2 separate regions of the Homo sapiens genome follow, and region 2 is linked to region 1. Evidence: read pairs that join two places in POLR2A ChIA-PET (ENCODE). Cell type or tissue: Panc1. All regions are shown on one strand. Each heading gives the region's core, and the rest is flanking DNA. Links, peaks and the distances in the headings are about the cores only.

Region 1 (12,191 bases), core at 1,922-9,921:
GAGCCGAGATCTCGCCACTGCATTCCAGCCTGGGCAACAAAGCAAGACTCCGTATCAAAAAAAAAAAAAAAAAAAATCAGTCACAGTGGCTCATGCCTGTAATCCTAGCACTTTGGGAGGCCGAGGAAGGTGGATCACTTGAGTTCAGGAGTCTGAGACCAGCCTGGCCAACGTGGTGAAACCCTGTCTCTACTAAAAATAAAAAAATTAGCGGGGTGTGGTGGCAGGCGCCTGTAATCCCAGCTGCTCGGGAGGCTGAGGCACGAGAATCACTTGAAACCAGAAGGCGGAGGTTTCAGTGAGCCGACATTGTGCCACTGGACTCCAGCCTGGGTGACAAGAGCGAAACTGTCTCAAAAAAAAAAAAAAAAAAAAAAAACAGGGCCGGGTGTGGTGGCTCACGCCTGTAATCCCAGCACTTTGAGAAGCGAAGGTGGGTGGATCACAAGGTCACGAGTTCAAGACCAGCCTGGCCGAGATGGTGAAACCTCGTCTTTACTAAAAAAAAAAAAAATAGAAAAATTAGCTGGGCATGGTGGCAGACACTTGTAATCCCAGCTACTCGGGAGGCTGAGGCAGGAGAATTGCTTGAACCCAGTGGGCAGAGGCTGCAGTGAGCCGAGGTCATGCCACTGCACTCCAGCCTGGGTGACAGAGTGAGACTCCATCTCCAAAAAACAAAAAGAAAGAAAGAAACAGGTTAATAACTGAGTATATGTCAGAGTCTGATTTGAACTCAAAACTGCCTGATTCCAGAGTGCACAATGCACGATTTTCCCTCTCCTCTGCACTGAATCTCCATTTGGGAAACTTTTTCTGGGAATTCCAAACTAAAGCATCAAACTTGGACATCTAGTTAGTTCAGAGCTGTGCTAAATCACCTAATTCCTACAACAGGATGAAAATCAATCATGAACGGTGCTGCCCCAGAACAGACACCAACTTCATTTAAAAAAGAGCTCACGCCTGTAATCCCAGCACTTTGGGAGGCAAAGGAGGGAGGATTGCTTCAGCCCAGGAGTTCCAGACCAGCCTAGGCAACATAAGGAGACTCAGTCACTACAAAGAGGGGGGAAAAGAAAAAAAAGCCAGCTGTTTTGGCCTGCACCTGTGGTCCCAACTACTCAGGAAGCTGAGGTGGGAGGATCACCTGAGCCCAGGAGGTTGAGGCTACAGTGAGCTATAGTCATGCCACCACACTCCACCCTTGGTGACAGAGTGAAACCCTGTCTAAAAAAAAAAAAAGAAGAAGAAGAAGAAGAGGATCTTGTGACCTTGAAAAGAAGCAAGTTTTAGACAAAGACAGAAAGCTGAAAGGCACTGAGTGTGTGTTTTCAGGATAAAATAAAACCATGCTCTTACGTGCAAGAACAATTACCATCCGGCCTCCCCTTTCATACAGCCCGTGGAGACTTGGAAGAACAGACCTTCCCGCGCAGCCTTTCTTCCTGCTTCCACTGCTCAATGGCTCTCTGGGCAGATTCCACTCCAGTGTTTAGTACTAAAGTCTCCAGCATTTAGTACTACCAGCTCCAGCGTTTAGTACTAAAGGCTCATAGAGTTTGTGGAGGCCTGGAGGAAATAGCCTGTCTTGTCTTCCTTTCATTCCCTCTGGAGCTTGAACCCTAGAGACTTAGCAACTAGACAGTCATGGAGGAGGGCAGGCCAGAAAGTAGGGAGAGCCTGGGGTGAGGACTTTCTCACGGCCGTGCCCTTGGCCATGCTGCTGGCTCTGCCTGGTGTAAGCTTGGAGGGGCAGGGCACTGTCCATCTCATCAGCTCTGCATCCTAACCCTGAGAACAGTGTGGGGCTTTTTCAAGAGGACTCTACAGGTTGTAGTTTAGTCAGGACTGGAACCCAGATTCCTTACCTGCTGGCTGAGGTCTTCACGTTGCATCAGATTCTCTCTGGTGGCCGGGTGTGGTGGTTCACGCCTGTAATCCCAGCACTTTGGGAGGCTGAGGTGGGCAGATCATCTGAGGTCAGGAGTTCGTGACCAGCCTGGCCAACATGGTGAAACCCCGTCTCTACTAAAAATACAAAATCGCAGAGCGTGGTAGCGAGCGCCTGTAATCCCAGATACTCCAGAGGCTGAGGCGGGAGAATCACTTGAACCTGGGAGGCAGAGGTTACAGTGAGCTGAGGACACACCATTGCACTCCAGCCTGGGCAAAAAGAGCGAAACTCCATCTCAAAAAAAAAAAAAATTATCTCGTGTACATGGGCCAGGGTAGCAAATGTCTCATAGAAGGTACACAAGGGTACCAAGAGGAGTACGGCACATCCCTGGATTCAAAGACCATGCACATTTTTTTCTTTTTTTAGAAAAAGACAGGGTCTCACTCTGTCCCCCAGGCTGGAGTGCAGTGGTGGGTCACTGCAGTCTTGACTTTCCAGGCTGAAGCAATCCTCCAACCTCAGCCTCCCAAGTAACTGGGACCACAGGTACCTGCCACCATGTCTGGCTAATTTTTGTATTTTTTAATAGAGACAGGGTCTCACTATGTTGCCCAGGCTGGTCTTGAACACCTGGGCCCAAGCAATCCTCCTACCTCAGCCTCTCAAACTGCTGGAATTACAGGTGTGGGCTACTGTGCCCGGCTGACCATGCACACTTTTCTCTAGCCAGGAAAATCATGCCTGTACAATACAGGGGATATGTTTTCTAACAAGATTTATATTTTTCTGGCTGGGCGCGGTGGTTCATGCCTGTAATCCCAGCACTTTGGGAGGCCGAGGCGGGCAGATCACTTGAGGTCAGGAATTTGAGACCAGCCTGACCAACATGATGAAACCCCATGTCTACTAAAAATACAAAAAAACTAGCTGAGTGTGGTGGCGCACACCTGTAGTCCCAACTACTCAGGAGGCTGAGGCAGGAGAATTGCTTAAACCAGGATACAGAGGTTGCAGTGAGCCGGGAGCAAGCCACTGCACTCCAGCCTGGGTGACAGAGGGATACCCTTTCTCTCTCTAAAAAAAAGAAATGAAAAGAAAAAAAAAGTGTGCATGGTCTTTGAATCTAGGACATGCCATACTCCTCTTGGTGCCCTCGTGTACCTTCTGAGATACTTGCTGCCCTGGCCATGTTACACCTGAGAGAATTTGATGCAATGTGAAGGATCCCCCCCACTTTTTTTTTTTTTTTTTGAGACAGTCCCACTCTGTCAACCAGGCTGCAGTGCAGTGGCTTGTTCTCGGCTCACTGCAACCTTTGCCTCCCGGCTCCAGCAATTCTCCTGCCTCAGCCTCCCAAGCAGCTGGGACTACAGGCATGTGCCACCGTGCCTGGCTAATTTTTGCATTTTCTTAGCAGAGACGGGGTCTCACCATGATGGCTAGGCTGGTCTCAAACCCCTGGCCTCAGGTGATCTGCCCGCCTTGGTCTCCCAAAGTGCTGGGTGGCGTGAGCCACCCCGTCTGGCCACTCTTTTTCACTTTTTAAATTTTTTTGTAGAGATGGGGGTCTCACTATGTTGCCCAGGCTGGTTTTGAACTCCTGGCCTCAGGAGATCCTCCCACCTCAGCTCTTTTTCACCTTTTATATTTTGAAAAAGAATTCATGGCCGGGCGTGGTGGCTCATGCCTGTAATCCCAGCACTTTGGGAGGCTGAGGCGGGTGCATCATGAGGTCAGGAGATCGAGACCAGCCTGGCCAACGTGGTGAAACCCCATCTCTACTAAAAAAAATACAAAAATTAGCTGAGCATGGTGGTGGGTGCCTGTAGTCCTAGCTACTCAGGAGGCTGAGGCAGGAGAATTGCTTGAACCCGGGAGGCAGAGGTTGCAGTGAGCCAAGATTGCCCCACTGCACTCCAGCCTGGGCAGCAGAGCGAGATTCCATCAAAAAAAAAAAAAAAAAAAAAGAGAGAGAGAGAAAGAAAGAGAAAGAAAAAGAATTCACATGGTTAAAAGAAATTCAAACTGCATAAAAAGGTAGATGTATAAAAAAAGCAAGATTCCCTCCTGCTTCTGCCCAGCCCCTTCCCGTTCCCTCTCCTGAGCTGAGCTATTACCAATTTGTCGTGTCTTTCCGAGCTAGTCCATGCATATGCAAGCATCTCCTTTTAGAAAGCAGAAAATGGATGGCACACAGTAATGCTTGCTTTTCCCCTTGCATTTTTTCACATCAGCACCTATTTTGGAGAATGTTTCATGTCAGTTTCTACATAGCTGCTTTTATTTTCAAAGCCAAGTATTCCATTATATGGATATGCTATGATTTATTTAATCAACTCTCCTATGGTGGACATAGGTTATTTTCAGTCTTTTGCTATAAAAACATTTCAGTGGAAATTGTAGTATGTAAATACATCTTCATGTGCATGTGTGACCATGCCTGTGGGATCTAGAAGTGGAATTGCTGCATCAAAGGGTATGGGCATTTTGAATTTTGATCAGTCTAGCCAAATCTTTCTTCAAAGAGGAAGTGCACATCTTACTAATGTTTGAGAGTGCATCTTTCTCCACATAGTAGATAATTAAACTATTTACATTTGATAACCTCTTAGGTTAAAAATAGTATTTCAGGCCGGGCACAGTGGCTCACACCTGTAATCCCAGCACTTTGGGAGGCCAAGGCAAGTGGATCACCGGCGGTCAGGAGTTCGAGACCAGCCTGAGTAACATGGTGAAACCCCTGTCTCTACTAAAAATACAAAAATTAGCCGGGTGCATGTGCCTGTAGTCCCAGCTACTCAGGAGGCTGAGGCAGAAGGATCACTTGAGCCCAGGAGGCGGAGGTTGCAGTGAGCCGAGATCCCGCCACTACATTCCAACCTGGGCAACAGAGCAAGACTCTGTCTCAAAAAAAAAAAAAAAAAAAAAGTGAGGCCGGGCGCGGTGGCTCACGCCTGTAATCCCAGCACTTTGGGAGGCCGAGGCGGGTGGATCATGAGGTCAGGAGATCGAGACCATCCTGGCTAACAAGGTGAAACCCCGTCTCTACTAAAAATACAAAAAATTAGCCGGGCGCGGTGGCGGGCGCCTGTAGTCCCAGCTACTCGGGAGGCTGAGGCAGGAGAATGGCGTGAACCCGGGAAGCGGAGCTTGCAGTGAGCCGAGATTGCGCCACTGCAGTCCGCAGTCCGGCCTGGGCGACAGAGCGAGACTCCGTCTCAAAAAAAAAAAAAAAAAAAAGTGAGTAGTGAGTCTGTGAGTGCAAAAATTAGCCGGTTGTGGTGGTGTGCGCCTGTAGTCCCAGCTACTCGGGAGGATGAAGTGGGAGGGTTGCTTGACCCTTGGGAGGTCGAGGCTGCAGTGAGCTAGGATTGCACCACTGCACTCCATCCTGGGCAACAGAGTTAAGACCTGTCTCAAAAAATGAATAAATAAATAAAGCCACTATTACAAATCATATGTCCCAGCCTTAATCTAGAGAATGTCAAATTTTAAGCACTGGTTAGGCCGGGTGCGGTGACTCATGCCTATAATGCCAGCACTTTGGGAGGCCGAGGCAAGTGGATCACCAGAGGTCGAGAAGTTCAAGACCAGCCTGGCCAACATGGTGAAACCCTGTCTCTACTAAAAATACAAAAATTAGGCCAGAGACAGTTGCTCATGCCTGTAATTCCAGCACTTTGAGAGGCTGAGGTGGGCGGATCACGAGGTCAGGTTCGAGACCAACCTGGCTAACATGGTGAAACCCCATCTCTACTAAAAACGCAGAAATTAGCTGGGCATGGTGGCACGCACCTGTATTCCCAGCTACTTGGGAGGCTGAGGCAGGAGAATCACTTGAACCCGGGAGGCAGAGGTTGCAGCGAGCCGAGATCACACCACTGCACACCAGCCTGGGCGACATAGCGAGACTCTCTCAAAAAAAAAAAAAAAAATTAAGCACTGGTGAAGTCTGAGAAAAACCAGGACAACATGTAACTTTTAACCCTATGGGGTTACTCCATAGATACACAGTATCTCCTCCCTGCTCAGCTCCAGGGGCCATTCAGAGAGAATGAAACACAGTGGCCCTAGAAACATCCAACCAGTAAGAAGATGGTTTCTGTTTCATACTCTAAGAGAGTAGTATTTGGACGTTTTGTTGTTTGTTTGCTGTTTTACTTTTTTTCTCTTTTGTAGAGACAGGGTCTCACTGTGTCACCCCGGCTGGAGTGCAGTGGTGCAGTCATAGCTCACTGCAGCCTCCAATTCCTGGGCTCGATCCTCCCACCTCAGCCTCCCCAGGTGCTGGGATTATAGGCATGAGCCACCGCACCCAGTCTGCTTTTGTACTCTTAGTGCTATCCACTAGGTTTGGAGCAAGCCTGCCTATAGGGGCAGTCAAGCTGCACTGGTATTAAGCTGGTCTAGCTTCAAGTCATCTGTCAGACCCCCTCCTTTTTTTCTCAGAAGTCTAGGGTCTCGTTATGTTGCCCAGGCTGGTCTTGAACTCCTGGCCTCAAGCAATCCTCTTGCCTTGGCCCCCACAAGTGCTGGCATTACAGGTGTGAGCCACCTTGCCTGGCCAGTAATGGCAGCTTTAAAAGCATGACTGTCAAATTCATGGCAGCCATACTCAGTATCATACATCATTGGGGCTTTGTTTGTCCATCCGTGTCTGTGTTAGACTGGGTCCAGAACTAAGGGATGGGGTTGAAGACGTGGCCCTGTGCATCTCAAAATATCGGTTTGCTGAAAACCCACAGGAGAACTTTCCTGGATGTGCCACATGAAGTGTGGACCCAGTATTTTTTTTTTTTTTTTTTGAGACAGAGTCTCACTCTGTCACCCAGGCTGGAGTCAGTGGCATGATCTCGGCTCACTGCAACCTCCACCTCCCGGGCTCAAGCGATTCTCCTGCCTCAGCCTCCTGAGTAGCTGGAACTACAGGCATGCGCCACCACGCCCCGCTAATTTTTTTGTATTTTTAGTAGAGACAGGGTTTCACCATATTGGCCAGGCTGGTCTCGAACTCCTGACCTTGTGATCTGCCCGCCTTGGCCTCCTAAAGTGCTGGGATTACAGGCTTGAGCCACCGTGTCCGGCCTGGACCCAGTATTTATTTGTACAGGTCTCTAGAAAGATCAGCCAATCTACAAGCCACTTTTAGCTATTGTATGGAACTTTATACCATATGTTTTGTGTACCAACACTAGTTTCATGTTATAATTCCCCCTTTAATTTCCCTTTGCATTTCAGTTTTTTGTCTTGTTAATGATACTACTTACTCCATTACTACTGCTACTGTCAGTAACAATGGCCAAGATTTAGGGACTATGAGTCAGTAAGGATCAGATGCCAGGCACCTGTTGTGTAATATGTGGCTCTCTAAATGCTTCATGTCCTTTTTGAAACCAAGCAAGTATAAACAAACAAACACAACTGTAAAATTCCCTCCTCTCCTTTATGGGACCCACTTAAAGGTGTTCTTTAAATATCTGAAGCCTTATATAACTAGAGAAAGGCTGCACAACTTCAACTTCATAGGTCACCTTATAAATACGTGTTTGAAAATAAACCAGCTGGGCACGGTGGCTCACGCCTGTAATCCCAGCACTTTGGGAGGCCAAGGCGGGCAAATCACTTGAGGTCAGGAGTTCAAGACCAGCCTGGCCAACATGGTGAAACCCCGTCCCTACTAAAAATACAAAAATTAGCCAGGCATGGTGGCGCACGCCTGTAATCCCCGCTACTCAGGAGGCTGAAGCAGGAGAATCACTTGAACCCGGGAGGCGGAGGTTGCAGTGAGCCAAGATGATGCCATTGCACTCCAGCCTGGGGGACAAGAGCGAAACTCAGTCTCAAAAATAATAATAATAATAAAAAAATAAATAAACCTACAAAGAAAACAAACAAACAAACAAACAAACTCTTAGCAGTCAGAAGCCATTAGTCTAGTGAGAATACCTTTACAAAACTCAACCCCTGGCCAGGTGCAGTGGCTCATGCCTGTAATCCCAGCAGTCTGGGAGGTTGAGGTGGGAGGATCACCTGAGGTCGGGAGTTTGAGACCAGCCTGGCCAACATGGTGAAACCCTGTCTCTACTAAAAATACCAAAATTAGCCCAGCATGGTGGCGCATGCCTGTAATCCTAGCTACTCGGGAGGCTGAGGCAGGAGAATTGCTTGAACCCGGGAGGTGGAGGTTGCAGTGAGCCGAGATCGCGCCACTGCAATCCAGCTTGGGCGACTCTCTAGTGTGCTGCAGTGAGTGTGATCTTGGCTAACTGCAACCTGTGTCTCCCAGGTTCAAGAGATTCTCCAGCCTCAGCCTCCTGAGTAGCTGGGATTACAGGCCTGAGCTACCACACCTGGCTAATTTTTGAATTTTAGTAGAGACCGGGTTTCACCATGTTGGCTAGTCTGGTCTCGAATTCCTGACCTCCAGTGATCCGCCTGCCTCGGCCTCCCAAACTGCTGGGATTACAGGCGTGAGCCACTGTGCCCGGCCTATACATTTATTTTATTTACCCATTTATGTATGATTTTCTATAGCTTAAAGTTATGCTGATTTTTTAAAAAATATAAAAATACCATGATTTAAAAAACAAAACAACAACTGTGTTTAAGCCCTCTACTGATGATAAGGACCTGGCTGGGCGTGGTGGCTCACACCTGTAATCCCAGCACTTTGGGAGGTCAAGGCGGGCGGATCACGAGGTCAGGAGTTTGAGACCAGCCTGGCCAATATGGTCAAACCCTGTCTCTACTAAATGCAAAAATTAGCCAGGCTTGGTGGCGTGTACCTGTAGTCCCAGCTACTTGGGAGGCTGAGGCAGGAGAATTGCTGGAACCTGGGAGGTGGAAATTTAAGTGAGCCAAGATTGCACCACTGCACTCTAGCCTGGGTGACAGAGTGAGATTCCGTCTCAAAAAAAAAGAAAAAAAGAAAAAAAGATAATAAGGACCACAGAGGGTTCTGAAGGGGGAACATACTGGTACCTTTTTTTTTTTTTTTTTTTTGAGACAGAGTCTCGCTCTATCGCCCAGGCTGGAGTGCAGTGGCGCGATCTCGGCTCACTGCAAGCCCCGCCTCCCGGGTTCACGCCATTCTCCTGCCTCAGCCTCCTGAGTAGCTGGGACTACAGGCACCCGCCACCGCGCCTGGCTAATTTTTTTGTATTTTTAGTAGAGACGGGGTTTCACATGTTAGCCAGGATGGTCTCGATCTCCTGACCTTGTGATCCACCCATCTCGGCCTCCCAAAGTGCTGGGATTACAGGCCTAAGCCACCGTGCCCGGCCCCATACTGGTACTTTTAGGAAGATCCATGGGGCACCAGATGGGCAGGGAGAAGTGAAGGGGGCTGGAGTGGGGACAACCCATTTGAAAGTCACTGTGGTGATTCAGGAATGAGGACCTGAGGGCTCCAGTGGCCTGGGGTGGGGGGTGAGGGCAGCAGGAGCACCACAGGAATCAGGATCTACTGATTAAGGGGGTGGATCCCTCAGGCCTTGGGGAACAGAATGATCAGGTGTGGTGTAGGGGAATGGAGCTGGTGAATCTGTGGTGATGGCCTAGTGGAAAGATCTGTTAGGCAAATGGAGATAAAGAACAAAGTGAGGAGGCGGTGGCTCATGCCTGTAATCCTAGCACTTTGGGAGGCTGAGGTGGGAGGATCACTTGAGGTCAGGACTTACAGACCGGGAGTTCAAGACTAGGTGTTTGAGATTAGCCTGAGCAACAGAGCAAGACCCTGTCTCTACAAAAAATAAAAAAATTAAGGGGGTGCGGTGGCCCATGCCTATAGTCCCAACTAGTTAGGAAACTGAGACAGGAGGACCACTTGAGCCCAAGAGGTCAAGGCTGAAGTGAGCTGTGATCACGCCACTGCCCTCCAGCCTGGGTGACAGAGCCAGACCCTGTGTCTTAAAAACAGGGGGGCGGGGCCGGGCACAGTGGCTCATGCCTGTAATCCCAGCACTTTGGGAGGCTGAGTTGAGGGGATCACTTGAGGTCAGGAGTTCAAGACCAGCCTGGCGAACATGGTGAAACCCTGTCTCTACTAAAAATACAAAAATTAGCTGGGCATGAGATGGCGCACGCCTGTAGTCCCAGCTACTCAGGAGGCTGAGGCAGGAGAATCGTTTCAACCTGGGAGGTGGAGGTTGCAGTAAGCCGAGATTGCGCCACTGCACTCCAGCCTGGCGACAGAGTGAGACTCTTGTCTCAAAAAACAAACAACTACAAAAAAACAAGGGGATGGCAGTGAGGAGAGGGCTATGGGCTGAGCAGTGGACATCTAGGGATTTTGGAATTGGCCACATTGAGATTTTTCAGGAAGAGAACACAAGGGAAGGGCTCAGGTCTGAGCCTTGGGAAATGCAGCTGTTAGCAGGCACCAGTAGGGCAGGAGGTCTGATGTGTGAAGCATTAGGGAGACATGGTAGGTTTTTGGGCAGTAAGTGACTGATCATGAAATCCCAAGGTGGGAGGGGCCTGCTAGCTCCTCAGCCTCAGCTCTTGCCCCACATTTAAGGACTGCAGTCCTGAAAAGCAGCCGCCAGCACACCTGTGGCTCACATGTCTCCAGGAAGGAGGCCCACCTGGCCTGACGGTGGCCTCTGCAGCCTCCCCTGCCTGCGGTGAGACCCTCTTCATGTGAGAGGGTGCCTCAGGCGTGGAACAGCATGGGTCCCTCCAGCATCACCATCCTGCCCTCTAGAGTATCCCTGGCCAGACACCAGAGGTTGGAGCTTATGATGGTGAGTCCTCACAGGTTAAACACTCCCGGTGTCATCTCAGGACATGGCTTTGAGAATCCTCTATCTCCTATCTACCAGGCCAAGGGCTGTGAGCTCAGACAAGGAAGAGTGAGGCCAACCCGGCTCCGCTGGTCACCTCCTTTGGGAGAGGGAACACATTCTTCCCAAGTGCTTGGACACACATTATCTCATTTACCCCTCTGTCCCTTGGGTACCAAGGCTCATCTTCTTCCCAAGGAAGAGGAAGCTGAATCTCCAAGAGTTGCCCAAGACCACACCAGCCAGTGAGGATGGTGCAGGGTTTGTATTGGGATTCAGTCAGGCTGGTAGGAAAAATATTAGATAGTTTTAGAGATAGATACAAATCTTCTTGGAAGGCCGAGAAGTTTGCATTAGCTTCAGTAGTAGATATGGTTGAAGGCAACCTGTTCTTTACTTTTTAACAAATTAAAGTAGTAATAAAGGCAGAGTAGTTTACCTAGCTAGCTTCTTTACTCATTCGATCTTAAAACTAACTTTTGATGTACCAGATGCTTAAGTGCTTTTTAATCGGGAAGTCCGCAATGTCAATTACCTTCTAATGGTGTTGACTCAAGCTTTTGTTAATTAATCTTACTGAATAAATATGAGTCTGACTAGCTGATCAGGGTCGCAGTCGCAACTGTTTACAGGACTCAGCACGGAGCCTGTAAGCGGCTTGGACCCTCAGCTGGAGTGGCAGAGCAGAGTATCTGTGTGCCGTTATACTTTATTCATCCATCGCCAGGTCAGGGGTCTGCAAGGGACAGACTCCCCGCAGCTGGTGCCCCCTCGAAAGGAGTGCTGCTGCAGGTTTGGACCCGGGTCTACCTCCAGGACCTCACTTTTTTGTTTGTTTTTTGTTTTGAAATGCAGTTTTGCTCTGTCACTCAGGCTGGAATGCAGTGGCACGATCTTGGCTCACTGCAACATCTGCCTCCTGGGTTCAAGTGATTCTCCTGCCTCAGCCTCCCAAGTAGCTGGGATTACAGGCGCCCACCATCATGCCCAGCTAATTTTTGTATTTTTAGTAGAGATGGGATTACAGGTGTGAGCCACCGCACCTGGCCAGGAACTCACTGTTATTGCAGCCCCTCGGGGCATAAGGCCCATAACTAAGAAGAGCATTGGGCCGGGCATGGTGGTTCACGCCTGTAATCCAAGCACTTTGGGAGGCCGAGGCAGGCAGATCATGAGGTCAGGAGTTCGAGACCAGCCTGGCCAATATGGTGAAACCCCGTCTCTACTAAAAATACAAAAATTAGCTGGGCGTGGTGGTATGTGTCTGTAGTCCCAGCTACTCGGGAGGCAGAAGAATCCCTTGAACTCAGGAGGTGGAGGTTGCAGTGAGCCGAGACCGTGCCACTGCACTCCAGCCTGGGCAACACAGCAACACTCGTCTCAAACAAACAAACAAAGAGAAGAGCATTGGGTGAGTTGTTCATGACAGGTGTGGGGGTGGGATCCTCTACATCCCTGCAAGAGCTCCCCTGCCAGGCAGGTTGCTGCCATGGCTGCGATGCCAGCTG
Region 2 (12,191 bases), core at 4,192-12,191, 58 kb after region 1:
GGCTGGACCTAAGGCTGCAACGCGACGCCGGGGCGCGGCTTCAGACGCGGCCAATCACCGAGTGGCATCTGCGGGACAGCAGAGGGCGGAGCTTGTTGTCACGTGGGCTTGGAGGCCTGGAATGGGACCCGGAAGTTGGGTTTACTGGGAAACGTGATCTCTGGGTGGCGGGGAAGCAGGACCTTCCCGCGCCTCTAGTTCCCAGACTTGAGCAGGGTTCCCTCGGTCTCCTCCAAGCATCCCTAACTGAATTCAGCATTTTCTCTTTTTTCAGACAGGGTCTCGCTCTGTAGCCCACGCTGAGGCTGCAGTGTAGTGGCGCGATCATAGCTCACTGCAGCCTTGAACTTCGGGGCTCAAGCGATCCTCCCGCCTCAGCCTCCCAAAATGCTGGGATTACAGGCTTGAGCCACAACGCCCAGCAAGCTCTTTTCAATATTAGCAGCCTGGCCCAAAGCGCCTGTCCTGAGTACACTCCAGCCCTTAAAACATTTGGACACACGCAGCTTGGACTCCAGCTTGGCCTCTTAGTTCGGACTTAAAATGCCAGAGGAAGCCTTTTCTGTGTCCGCTTCAACTCCTCCTAAATACATCCAAAGCCCTAGCGTTTACTATCTGGGATTTACACACTTTCTCAATCTTCCACCCTCTCCCAAAAGCCTTGTATCACACTCTGTTCTAAACCCACCAGGTTGTTAGATTCTGCCAGGAGTGACTCAGTGCATAGCTCAAACCTGGCATTCACTAACAAATTTTTATGACCGTCTAAGACCTAGGAACTAGACTGAGAGCAATGAAACAACACACACACCCCTACCCTGTGGAGGTTATGTTCCAGCCAAAGAGGAAAAGAATTAACTTATCTCCCTACAGCTATCTTAGAAATGACACTTTGGGATTACAATTATGAGGGAAGAAAAATGAATTCAGGTAACTTTTTATAGAGTACTATGACTCTATACCATCAATCTAAAGGCAAAATTGCAAAAAATCTTGAACTTTACTTAGATTTGTTGTTTGGTAATATAACAGGATAATAATTCTGAAGCTGAGTAATCAATATATTGATGTGACTGGAAGCCAAGGTTCTTAACTGTGGGAATCTGGAATCTGGAATCTGGAATGGGGAAAGTGGAGAAAGAACCCTATGATTGACTGGAATTTTTAAAAAGATTTTTAAAAGATGTAAAGTAGATAACATTAACTATTTACTGGCTCTTACCTCTGCTTTCAGAATGCCCTAAGCAGTAACTTCCCAGTAGAACGCCTAGTGTCTAGATGCTGATTTCTCAATAACAGTACCCAATAAAAGGAACTAAGTCTTTTCAGGAGAAATGGCCAATTTCTAGGCTTCAGCAGGGAAAGTACAAGGTGAGTCTGGAGTGATTTGTGCCAGACATTACTAATGAGCGGGGCTTATCACAAGGACACAGGAACCAGATTGAAAGGGTTTCCATAGGTCAATATCGGGGATAAAAATAATAATGAAGAGCATGAGGGAACTTGCTGATGTGCTGCAAATGTTATATTCCTATAGGTGGTGAGTGACTGACTACACAGGTTTATTTACGTTAAAACATTCGTCGGCTAGGCACGGTTAACTCACGCGTGTAATACCAGCACTTTGGGAGGCTGAGGTGGGTGGATCACAAGGTCAGGTCGAGACCAGCCTGACCAAATGGTGAAATCCCATTTCTACTAAAAATACAAAAATTAGCCGGGCGTGGTGGCACACGCCTGTAATCCTAGCTACTCAGGAGGCTGAGGCAGGAGAATCACTTGAACCCAGAAGGCAGAGGTTGCAGTGAGATCACACCACTGCACTTCAGCCTGGGTGACAGAGCGAGACTCCATCTCAAAAAAAAATAATAATAATCAAGCTGCACACTTAAGATCTATGCGTTGGGCCGGGCGCGGTGGATCACACCTGTAATCCCAGCACTTTGGGAGGCCGAGGCGGGTGGACCACGAGGTCAAGAGATCGAGACCATCCTGGCCAACATGGTGAAACCCCGTCTATACTAAAAATACGAAAATTAGCAGGGCATGGTGGCTTAAAACCTAGATGACAGGTTGATGGGTGAAGCAAACCACCATGGCACATGTATACCTACGTAGCGAACCTGCATGTTCTGCTTGTATCCCAGAACTTAAGAGTTAAAAAAAAAAAAAAAAACAAAGAACAGGCCAGGTGCAGTGGCTCATGCCTGTAATCCCAGCACTTTGGGAGGCCGAGGTGGGCGGATCACGAGGTCAGGAGATCAAGACCATCCTGGCTAACACGGTGAAATCCCGTCTACTAAAAATACAAAAAATTAGCCGGGCATGGTGGCGGGCGCCTGTAGTCCCAACTACTTGGGAGGCTGAGACAGGAGAATGGTGTGAACCCAGGAGGCAGAGCTTGCAGTGAGCAGAGATTGTGCCACTGCACTCCAGCCTGGGCAACAGAGCGAGACTCCTTCTCAAAACAAACAAACAAAAAAACAAAAACACTTTCTAAAATGTGTTACCCTTTTTTCCTGATTTAGAAATTGCAGAGGGAATACAATAAAATCTTATCTATAGAGCAGTAGTTCTCAAACTATGTGTACTACAATTAATTGGGAAACTGAGAAATCCTGATGCCAAGGCTGTACCTCACACCGATTAAGTCAGAATGTAGTCTGGATAAAGCCCAGGCCTAACTACTTTTTAAAGCTTCCAGGTGGTTCCACTGTGAAGCTATGTTGAGAACACTGCCCTGTATATTTATCTTCTACCCACTGTTTCAATTCTAACTTCTGAGACCACCAATCTATTCTCTTCCTTCTTCCTGGAGCATTTGGGAACACTGAGGACAGCCATCATGTGCCTCTCCTTCCCCTCTAGTCTCTTCAGTGTGCAACATCTCCAGTTCCTTTAGGTGCTCTTCTGGACTCTGAATTATGGTAAGGTGCTTGCCAGGACAGACGTACTCCAAAAGGCATGACTCATAATAACCCCAAACTGCAAACATCCCAAAGTCCACCAACAGTAAATGGACAAATTGTGATACATTCATATGACTGAATACTACACAGCAATGAAAACTACACCTATTCCAAATATTGACGAATCTCACAATGTTAACATGAAAAGAATACATGATTCCATTTATATAAAGTTCAAATGCAGACAAAATTAAATGACACTGCTAGAAGTCAGAATGGTGGTTACCTGTGGGAAGAAAGGAAGTAGCAGTGATTGGGAGGAGTATAAAGGAGGCTTTGAAGTGTTGACAGTGTTCCAATTTCTTTACTGAATGTGGTTATTCACGTTTGCTTTGTGTTAATGAACTGTATACTTGTTTTGGGTATTTTCCTATATGTATGATATACTTCATAATTTTAAAAAAAATTTGAAATATTATGAGGTCCAAGATAAAAGATATGAAAATCCATTTTAATCACTCAAATCTCCATGTACAGGATGGTTGTTGCTGTTACCCAACTCTTTCACTCCTCTCTCAGCTCTGGAACCAAACTGTCTGGGTTCAGTCTCAGCTCTACCATTTAGTAGCTGAGGACCTTGTGCAAATCTGTTTGTTTCTTCAAGTATAAAACGAGAACACTGTCATTTTAGAACATTTCTTCCAGTTTTCACTCAGATAGTTGGTACCTATCATATGTGATATATTCATATGATGGATATGATAGTACAGACATCTACTGAGTGACTGAAAACTGGAGGAAGTTAAGAAATATAAAGTGCTTAGAACACAGCCTGGAATATAGTAAGTAATAAATAGTAGCAGCTGCTACTACTCTTGGCCTCAGAGTCTCTGTGGACGTACAAGGGAGAAGCTGGGGTCTTTCCAAGAAGGGAAACTTCCAGAAGAAGAAAATAAAAATTGTTTCCTTCTCTTGGAGCTCCTGGATGAGGTGGATGCTGGCTTCTGCTATCAGTCAGATGTCCAGTCTGGCTCTCACCAAGGGCCCAAGGGAAAGCAGGAGGAGAACAATTAGACAGGAGTATTTCACCACTAAAAAAGGCTTTTATTACAAAATGAATTCTAATAAAACCAGGCCTGGTCTTCAACCCCTCCCGCTGGGTAGAGGCCCTAGGGTGGGCTAGGGTAGGGGAGATGGGGGTGGGGGGCCCTGAAAGAACAGAGCAGGCTGCCCTCCTCTCATCAGTCTCAGCTGCTGCCCTCCTTTTATAAAGGGCTAGAAGAGCTCTTCCAAAGCCCCTTGAGAGAGTCCCCATCCTTCCAACCAGGATCCTTCCAACCACTGCTGTCACAGGACCTTAGCAATGCCGCATTGCAGGATCCAGGAGGTCTCGGCTGGCTCTCAGCAGAGGCCATCCAGGGTCACTCAGCCTGAGCGATGGCGTAGGAGAGCAACCACAGCAGCAGGGGACCCAGAATGAGGACAGCAAGCCAGACAGCAAAGCTGGCCAGGATGAGTTTCCGGGCCCGGGCCCCCCAGCGCACTGCCTCCTCGGACCGGCCTGCTTTATGCCGCTCTTCCGCCTGTGGGGGCAGGTTCTTGGTTAGGTTCTCCCCCTGCTTCTGCCCCAAGGTGCCCATTTCCCCACTCCGCTCCCCCTTCCCTGTCACGGATCAAAATCTCACATCCAAACCCTCTACCTCCCTTTCCAGTTTCTGATTCTAACCTCTCATCTGCAAAATAAGGTACCCATCTCTGGGCCCTGCCTACTTCTCAGGGTGGCCATAGCTCACAAGATCGCCTATGGGAAAGTACTTTCCAATTCTGTTATTCCCCATTCTTTCCAACTATCCAAGATTGATTCAGAATTTGTAACTATTGGCAAGAAACAGTGAGGCTAGAGTAACTTCACTCATGCCCAAACACCACCTCATTCTCATAGCCCAATGGGCCTCATCTTTTCCATCTTTTTTTTTTCTTTTTTTGAGACAGTTTCACTCCTGTCACCCAGGCTGGAGTGCAGTGGTGCAATCTCACTGCAACCTCCTCCTCCCAGGTTCAAGCAATTCTCGTGTCTCAGCCTCCCAAATAGATGGGATAACAGGTACGTGCCACCACGCCCAGCTAATTTTGTATTTTTAGTAGAGACGGGGTTTCACCATGTTGGTCAGGCTGGTCTCGAACTCCTGACCTCAAGTGATCTGCCCACCTCGGCCTCCCAAAGTGCTGGGATTACAGGCGTGAGCCACTGCGCCCAGCCTCTTTGTTATCATTAAGGGCCCTTTTTAGGATTTTGCCCTAATGGAACCCAGGAGTTCTTACAGTTTCTGACTGTTAAAATATGTCTAGGGTTGAGAAGATTCCAGCATGAAGTTTAAGTTAGCCTGTGTAGCCTTTCCTAAAGGACATGTGCTGTTTTTTTTTGTTTTTTTTTTTTTTTGAGACAGAGTCTTGCTTTGTCACCAGGCTGGAGTGCAGTGGCATGATCTCAGCTCAATGCAACCTCCGACTCCGTGGTTCAAGCAATGATCCTGCCTCAGCCTCCCCAGTAGCTGGGATTACAGGCACGCACCATCACGCCCAGCTAATTTTTGTATTTTTAGTAGAGACGGGGTTTTACCATGTTGGCCTAGATGGTCTCGATCTCCTAACCTCGTGATCTGCCCACCTCGGCCTCCCAAAGTGCTGGGATTACAGGCCTAAGTCACCACGCCCGGCGGACATGTGCTGTTTCTAATAGGCTTTTTGAAATGGTGAAGCCCTCTCAAAAACCCAAGTGTCTTTCAGACTCCTAGAGATTGCGCTCATCACCGTTCAGCGGCCTCCAGCCTTGCCCCCTCCAATTCACCCTCGATGTAGGCCTTGAGAGTGGATCTTCCTAAAACTCAAATCTGACCATGTCACTTTCCCCTGCAGGAGCCATTCAATGCCTCCCCAGTACTTTCAAGATAAAGTCAAAACTCTTAAGCACAGAACTGGAGGCCCTTGGGAATCTGGGTCCTCTAGCTTCATCTCTCACTATTCCTCACTGGTCCAGTCATGCTCCACAGGCCTTTGTACACACTGCTCCTTTTATCTGGAATGCCCTTCCACACTTACTCACTCACCCTTTAAGATTAATCCTGTCACCTCTCCTAGGATGCCTTTCCAGTCACCTATTCTACCATATACACATATATAATTACATACATAGATCTTCCCTGGCTCCCACACTGTCCTGTGCTTCCTGTATTACGGTACTGATGAACTGCATTCTATTAATTACCCATTTTCACTGTCACCTCTTTCATTAGATTATGGGTCCTCTGACGACAAGGAACCCTGTCTTATTCTTATTTCTGGCACTAGGCCCAGAGCACTGATAGGTATTCAGTGACTGGTCAATGTAGATAGATCAGATACATGAAACCATTGCCTTATACCCACCCCCATTCCCATGGGAATTGCACTCCTCACCTTGATGGCAAACACCAGAGCCATGACTCCCAGGCAAGAGCAGCCACAGATAATGCTAGTAGCTGCCAAGCAGCGGAGGCGGAGCCAGCAGCAGCGGATGGGGGATGGAGGATGAGCAGCTTCCGTGTTGCCCAAGATCTCCACTGCCTTCTCCTCGTCCTCCATCACCTGTGGGCGATAGTCAAGGTACTTGTGAGCCCAACAACAGAGCCCTTGGCCTTGCTTGCTCAGACTCCACCCCTCTCAGAGCATTCTGTTCTCATGGCCTAGCCTGGCACTCAGGAATGTTGCCTTACTGGGGAATTCCTCTAGTGACTCACAGAGCAGGAGAGGAAATGTGTGGCTGGAATCCTTTTACCTAAGCTTGAGGTTCTGAGTCTTTGAAAGCAAGCCAGTGTAGACAAGGCATTATCTGTATTATTTAGTGTTTCAACAAGTGGGAAGAAGCCAAATGACAGGTGCACACCGAGAAGGAGGAAAAATACAAACTCTTGAAAGCTGCTATGAATCTGTTATTTTAATCTGTATTTCAAAGGACTCTACAATTCCCCCAAATTCCCAAGAGGCTGCCCCCTGAGTATTATAGATGTCAGAGAGCAGGACCCTAGGTACTGCAACCCGTTTCAAGCAAAGCAGCCATTTTACATGAAAACAGTTATGGGAATGGAGAAAGGTAAGGAAAATGTACCCAAGTAAGCCCTTTATTACCACTAAAACCAAACATCAGAAAGACTTTACTTCCCTAAGTCAGGGCTTCCTCTGCTATGCTGCCTCCCTGCCACCTCCTCTCTCCAATTTAACCCAGGCCACATAACACAATCAGACTAGTACACTGAGTCTAAATGACCTCATTACCACACAGAAACCTGCAAAATGATGCCCTACTTAATCATTTCTTGTCTCCCTACTTCTCAGGTCCTCTAGGCCCTGGCATCAAACCACCTTTCTACCCTTATCTCCAACCATTCCCCTACAACCCAGACAAAATGAAACCACCTTGGCTCCCTGAACCCAAGTAACGAAGGATAGGAAAGGTGAAAGGGGCGAGACAAGTAGAGAGCAAAGAATGATGTGTGCCAAGAAGCTGCAGGGAAGTAGATACAAAGAAATAACTCAGATGAGGTAAGCACAGAGTCAACAGGAGGACACAAGGAGGGCCCAGGGAGTGAACAGAGAATGTAAAAATGAACAGGGCTCTTACCTGGCTATAGGCCTTGAAGGACTCTGAGTTTCGGCTCCTGCCTCAGCTTTGGTTTGGCTTGGGTGGTGATGGAGCTGACTCAGGGCTCCAAGCCAAGCCCAGGGGTGGGGTTGAGTGGCCAGCCACCACGTGAAGAGCCCAGGGAGCTGGGAAGGGGTGTGGCTGACTCAAACCAGTTTGGCTAGATGAAGAGCAGGGGAGGGCCCAAGGGATGGAGCAACTGGAGCTAGGACGCCTGCCCTCTGGAAAAAGTTGTGAAAGGAAGCACCTGAGCAAGAGGGATAAAAGGGAAAGGTCTGAGGCATCAAAGAGCTCCGAGGAACGTCTAGGAACCGAGGGAAAAGAAATGAGAGGAAAAGGATATCTGTGACTTCAAACTGACTGGGGAAAGGCACCCTACCACATCAAATTCACCAATCTTCCCTCTTCTTGGGTAGATTTCTGCCTGGAACATATAGTCCTGGGCTAGAGATCAGGTGCTAGGATCTTTGCAAGAACAAGAGGGAGGAGAAAAACGATGCCCAAGTTCCCACCCAACCCTCCACCAGACCAGAAAATCAGAAGCCTCCTTACGCGGATGCTCATACAGAAACTAAGTTTATTATTTTTTCTTCTTAAAAAAAAAAAAAAAAGAAAAAAACCTCATTGTAGAGAAGCCCCTCCCCCTTCCCCTAAGGGTGGGGGGCTGTGTGAAAGACAGCTGGGGAATCAAGTACAAGGGGGTGGGGACAGAGACTATCTTGCCACCCTTAACACTGCCCAGCCACGTGGGGTGAAGGGGAAGGGGACTGTGATGATCCCCATTTCCATGACAACCAGTTGCCTACCCCCTACTTTGGTGGGAAGAAGGGAGAAGGCCCCTATGTCTCCCTGGAGGCTTTCCCCCTCAAGACTTCAAGTAGTGGTTAACAGAGTCAGGCCTGGTCATGGAGGGAGTGGCCACGGTGGAAAGCCTAGGTGGAGGGGCAGCCCACTCACGTCTTGGCCTTGCGGCCTCTGTGACTAACAGCAGGGCCAGCCAGGGAGGGAGGGGCGCTGCTGCGCAGGATGCGCTGGTCCCCTTGGTTGGTGGTCCCAACAAGCCGGCGGGGGCCAGGACGTCGGCGTGGGGTCCCATCCCCTTCCTCCTCCTCACCTGAGGCTTCAGCCTCAGACTCCTCTACTGAACCCTCAGGCCCCAGGGGACTTGGGGGCTGTAGGCGGCCCCGCTTTGCCAGCCCAGGACTCCCACCAACTGGGGCCCCTGCTCGTTTGCGAGGCAACTTCTCAGTCTCTAGTGGGGGGACTAGAGACCCTGGACGCAGCCGGGTCGAGCGCAGTTTTGGGGTTAGTGAGACCACAGGTGGTGTCAATTCCAACCCGCCTGGCCCGCTATCTGCTAAGTCCAGGTCATCCTGAATTACAGCCACCACCATGGACCCTCCACTCTTCCGTCCTCGCATTCCTTCTGCTTCAAGCCGAAGGCGGGCCAGGCGGGTGAGGGGGCGGCTTCCATCCTCATCAGAGGAACTACCCTCACTCTCCCCTTGGCCCTGGGGTTGCCGTCGCCTCCCCAATCCACAGCTCTCGAGAACAGAAGTGCTGTCACGGTCCAAGACGGGGAGCTGGCTGGGCCGAGGTGATGGAGGATTCTTGGGAGGTCGGCCCCTCTTCCGTTTGGGTGGGGACGTTGAAATGGTGACAGTGGTGACAGTGTTGGCAACAGTAGCAGTGGGACAAACTAGCAGTGGTGGGAGTGGGGTTAGGGGTGATGGGTGTGGGGGTGGCTGTGTCCGACTTTCGGAGTTGCCATCCCCTGCAGAGGAAATGGTCCCAGGGATGGGCAAATCTCGTGCTTTAGGGGGTCGTCCTCGCCTTCTTTTCTCCACAGGTGACAGGAGGGGATTGGGTCTGTGAACTGGCTGGGGTCCAAGAGGCTGGGGCCCAGGAATAAGCTGTGGTTCCAGGACAGGATCTGCAACAATTAGGGTCTCAGGCCCAGGGACTGGGTCAGCCCCATTGGTTTTTCCCTTCAAGGTGGATGAGGGTGCCTCATCCACACCTCTCCCAGCATCTGCTGGAGACCTGTTCTTCTTGGGGGGCCTCCCCCTCCGACGTTTCACAGCAGGTGGGGTGATGGCGAGCAGTGCTCCGTCTCCATTCTCGGGGCTGCCACCACCAGTCACCCCCAGCTCAATGTGACGGCGAGCAATGAAGGGCTGCTGGGGTGGAGTGGGCAGTGAGGATGAAGGAGCAGCTTCACAGGGCCCACCAATGGGAGGGGAGGATTCTGGCCCTGACATGCTGCGGACAGACGGGCTTCCCGGGCTGGCACTAGTCTCAGAGACCCCAGGCACTAGGGTGCTGGCAGCTCCCCGCTGCTGCCGCCGCCGCCGCACCAGTTCCTTTTCCTCTACCACAGTTACCAGCCGTCCTGGCAGCTTTCGAAGCACTTTGGGGCCTGGTGGTTGTCCTGGCCGACCAGTCCCTTGACCCCTAATTTCCACATCAGCACTGGTGCGACGCCGAGGAGGTCGGGCAGGTGAAGGACCCTCAGGCGAGGAAGTGGCTGAAGATGAGGTGGATGGAGCTGCAACCTCAGCTGTAACGAGTTCCTGTGGCTTCTCTGGGCTGGAGGTTGGGGTCTTGGCCTCTGTCAGCTCTTCCGAGGTCCTGTCAGCCTCCAGTGGCTCCTGAAGTGGCTCATCAGATGCTGCTGAGGGTGGGAGCTCCAGGCCATTGCTCTCACTCACACACAGGGGCAACTCCTCACCTTCAGGCAGCACTGTAAGGGTGGTCCCCTCAGCAGAATCTGGTGCCTCCTGCTCTTGACCATTGGGGATGCTGCCAGCCTCCAAGGTCAGGCTGGGTGCAGAAGGGGTGAGAGAAAGGTTCTTCTCTGACACAGGCAGGATCTCCACAGCAACTGGCAACAGATCTTTAGGGGGCACAAGAGAAAGTGAGGAGGTTTCTGAACTGGCCACAGAAGCCAGCTCCAGGGACTCTGGAGATGCCAATGCCTGGGCACACAGCTCTGCCTCAGGCCTCAAGCCCAAGGGGAGATTAGTGACTGAGGCAGAGATGGGCACAGAAGGTGGACCAAGCAAGAGAGGAGAGGAAGGAGTTACAAGACAGGTTTGGGCTGGAGGCGGTGTATGAGCTGGTGGAGGGGTACAGGCAGGAGGAGGGGTGCAGGCAGGAGAAGAACAAGGAGGAATCTGTGAAGGAGGGGGAGGAGAAGGCAAGATATGGACAGGGAGAATGGTTATTGGATTTGGGGCTGAAATGGGTACTGGGGCAGAAACTGGGACAGGAACAAGGGCAGGAATTGCAGCCGGAGCTGAAGCTGGAGTGGGTCGAGGCCTAGGTGCTGGCCTGGGAACTCGCTCCCTGGCAGGACTGCAGCGGGGTGGTGTGGTGGTGCTGCGAGTTTGATGGGCGGATATGACAGGAGTGTGGTTTGCCCCTTGAGTCTCAGCCCGGGCTCCACGAAGACGCTCACTGACACGAGTCCCCGGCCTCTCAGGGGCTTTGGCCTTTTTACTGCGCCGGTGGGTGCCTCCACCAGTCCCACAGGAACTCTCATCCCCAGCCCCCGGCCCCTCCTCCTCCTCTTGGGGTAGGCGGAACACCTCCTCCTTGGCTTGGTCCAGGTCTTTGCGGGCAGCTTCCACTTGCTCCTACAACAACAGGGTCCAAAAGTGGTCAGGAGGAGGCAAGCAGAGTAGAGAGTGAGTAGAAATTAGCAGCTTCCAGGTCAGGCGCGGTGGCTCACGCCTGTAATTCCAGCACTTGGGGAAGTTAAGGCCAGCAGGTCACCTGAGGTCAGGAGTTCAAGACCAGCCTGGCCAACATGGTGAAACCCCCGTCTCTACTAAAAATACAAAAATTAGCCGGGCGTGGTGGTGCACGCCTGTAATCCCAGCTTCTCGGGAGGCTGATGCAGGAGAACTGCTTGAACCCGGGAGGCGGAGACTGCAGTGACCCGAGATTGTGCCACTGCACTCCAGCCTGGGCGACAGAGCGAGACTGTCTCAAAAAAAAGAGAAAAGAAAAAGAAATTAGCAGCTTCCAACTGCCAGCCCCACCCCTGGAAATACTCACTTCTGCCTGTTTGAGCTCCTCTCGGCTCACCTCCTCCAGTGAGGCCTCCAGGAATTTCATGGCATAGCGCTCAATGGGGGTCAGCTGCAAGGAGGAGCGGTGGTGATAAACTTAGGAACCTGGTACCCAGGGCCCCACCACCCTTATTTATTCCCACCAGGGAAGACAAAAGGAGGGTCACAAGCCCAGGGGAAGCAGTAAAGTCAAGAACTAGTGGGTCCAGCACTGACCTGTTCTACGAGGGCAGCAATTTCCTGCTCAGCCCGGGACATCTCCTCATCCTCAGCCCCAGGCCGGCCAGCTTCCTCTCCCTCACCAGCAGGAAACCCATCGTTCTCATTAAATTCTGCAAGCTCAGCCACCTGTTCAGCCTTGGCCTGGGTGGCTGCACGGATATCCTCTTCATCTTCTGCCCGACACAATGCCTACCAGGGTGTATAAAAGAAAAAGAAAACATGAGACTTCAAGTACTTTACATCCTGTGATTTGATTCAGGCAAGAACTTGAGACCAAGCGTACACCAAACTAGGTTTGCAACAGAA

Evidence for each region. Peaks named below come from ENCODE experiments on the same cell type or tissue, not always from the same donor. Only the 100,000 strongest peaks of a DNase experiment are listed, where the experiment ranks them.
Region 2: POLR2A ChIA-PET joins it to region 1 with 10 read pairs; 19 of 35 experiments call an interaction of 5 or more read pairs at or near these places.

The regions. Positions count from the first base shown.
Region 1 is chr16:30,792,151-30,804,341 of GRCh38, reverse strand. It overlaps LOC124903679 (a long non-coding RNA gene), which reads right to left and starts at 1,982. Exons shown (of 2, transcript XR_007065052.1): 1 at 1,872-1,982. RefSeq lists a silencer at 8,289-8,492. In Panc1, for the core only: no CTCF peak of the experiment used is centred there; no DNase peak of the experiment used is centred there.
Region 2 is chr16:30,736,083-30,748,273 of GRCh38, reverse strand. It overlaps SRCAP (Snf2 related CREBBP activator protein), which reads right to left. Exons shown (of 34, transcript NM_006662.3): 32 at 11,880-12,074; 33 at 11,650-11,733; 34 at 6,865-11,225. The coding sequence ends at 8,541. TMEM265 (transmembrane protein 265) reads right to left here and starts at 7,632. Exons shown (of 3, transcript NM_001256829.2): 1 at 7,567-7,632; 2 at 6,366-6,533; 3 at 3,078-4,492. The coding sequence starts at 6,530. The coding sequence ends at 4,331. RefSeq lists a silencer at 1-102 and enhancers at 6,145-7,344, 9,544-10,091. In Panc1, for the core only: no CTCF peak of the experiment used is centred there; DNase peaks (open chromatin) are centred at 6,673, 7,470 and 7,694; H3K27ac peaks cover 1,486 bases.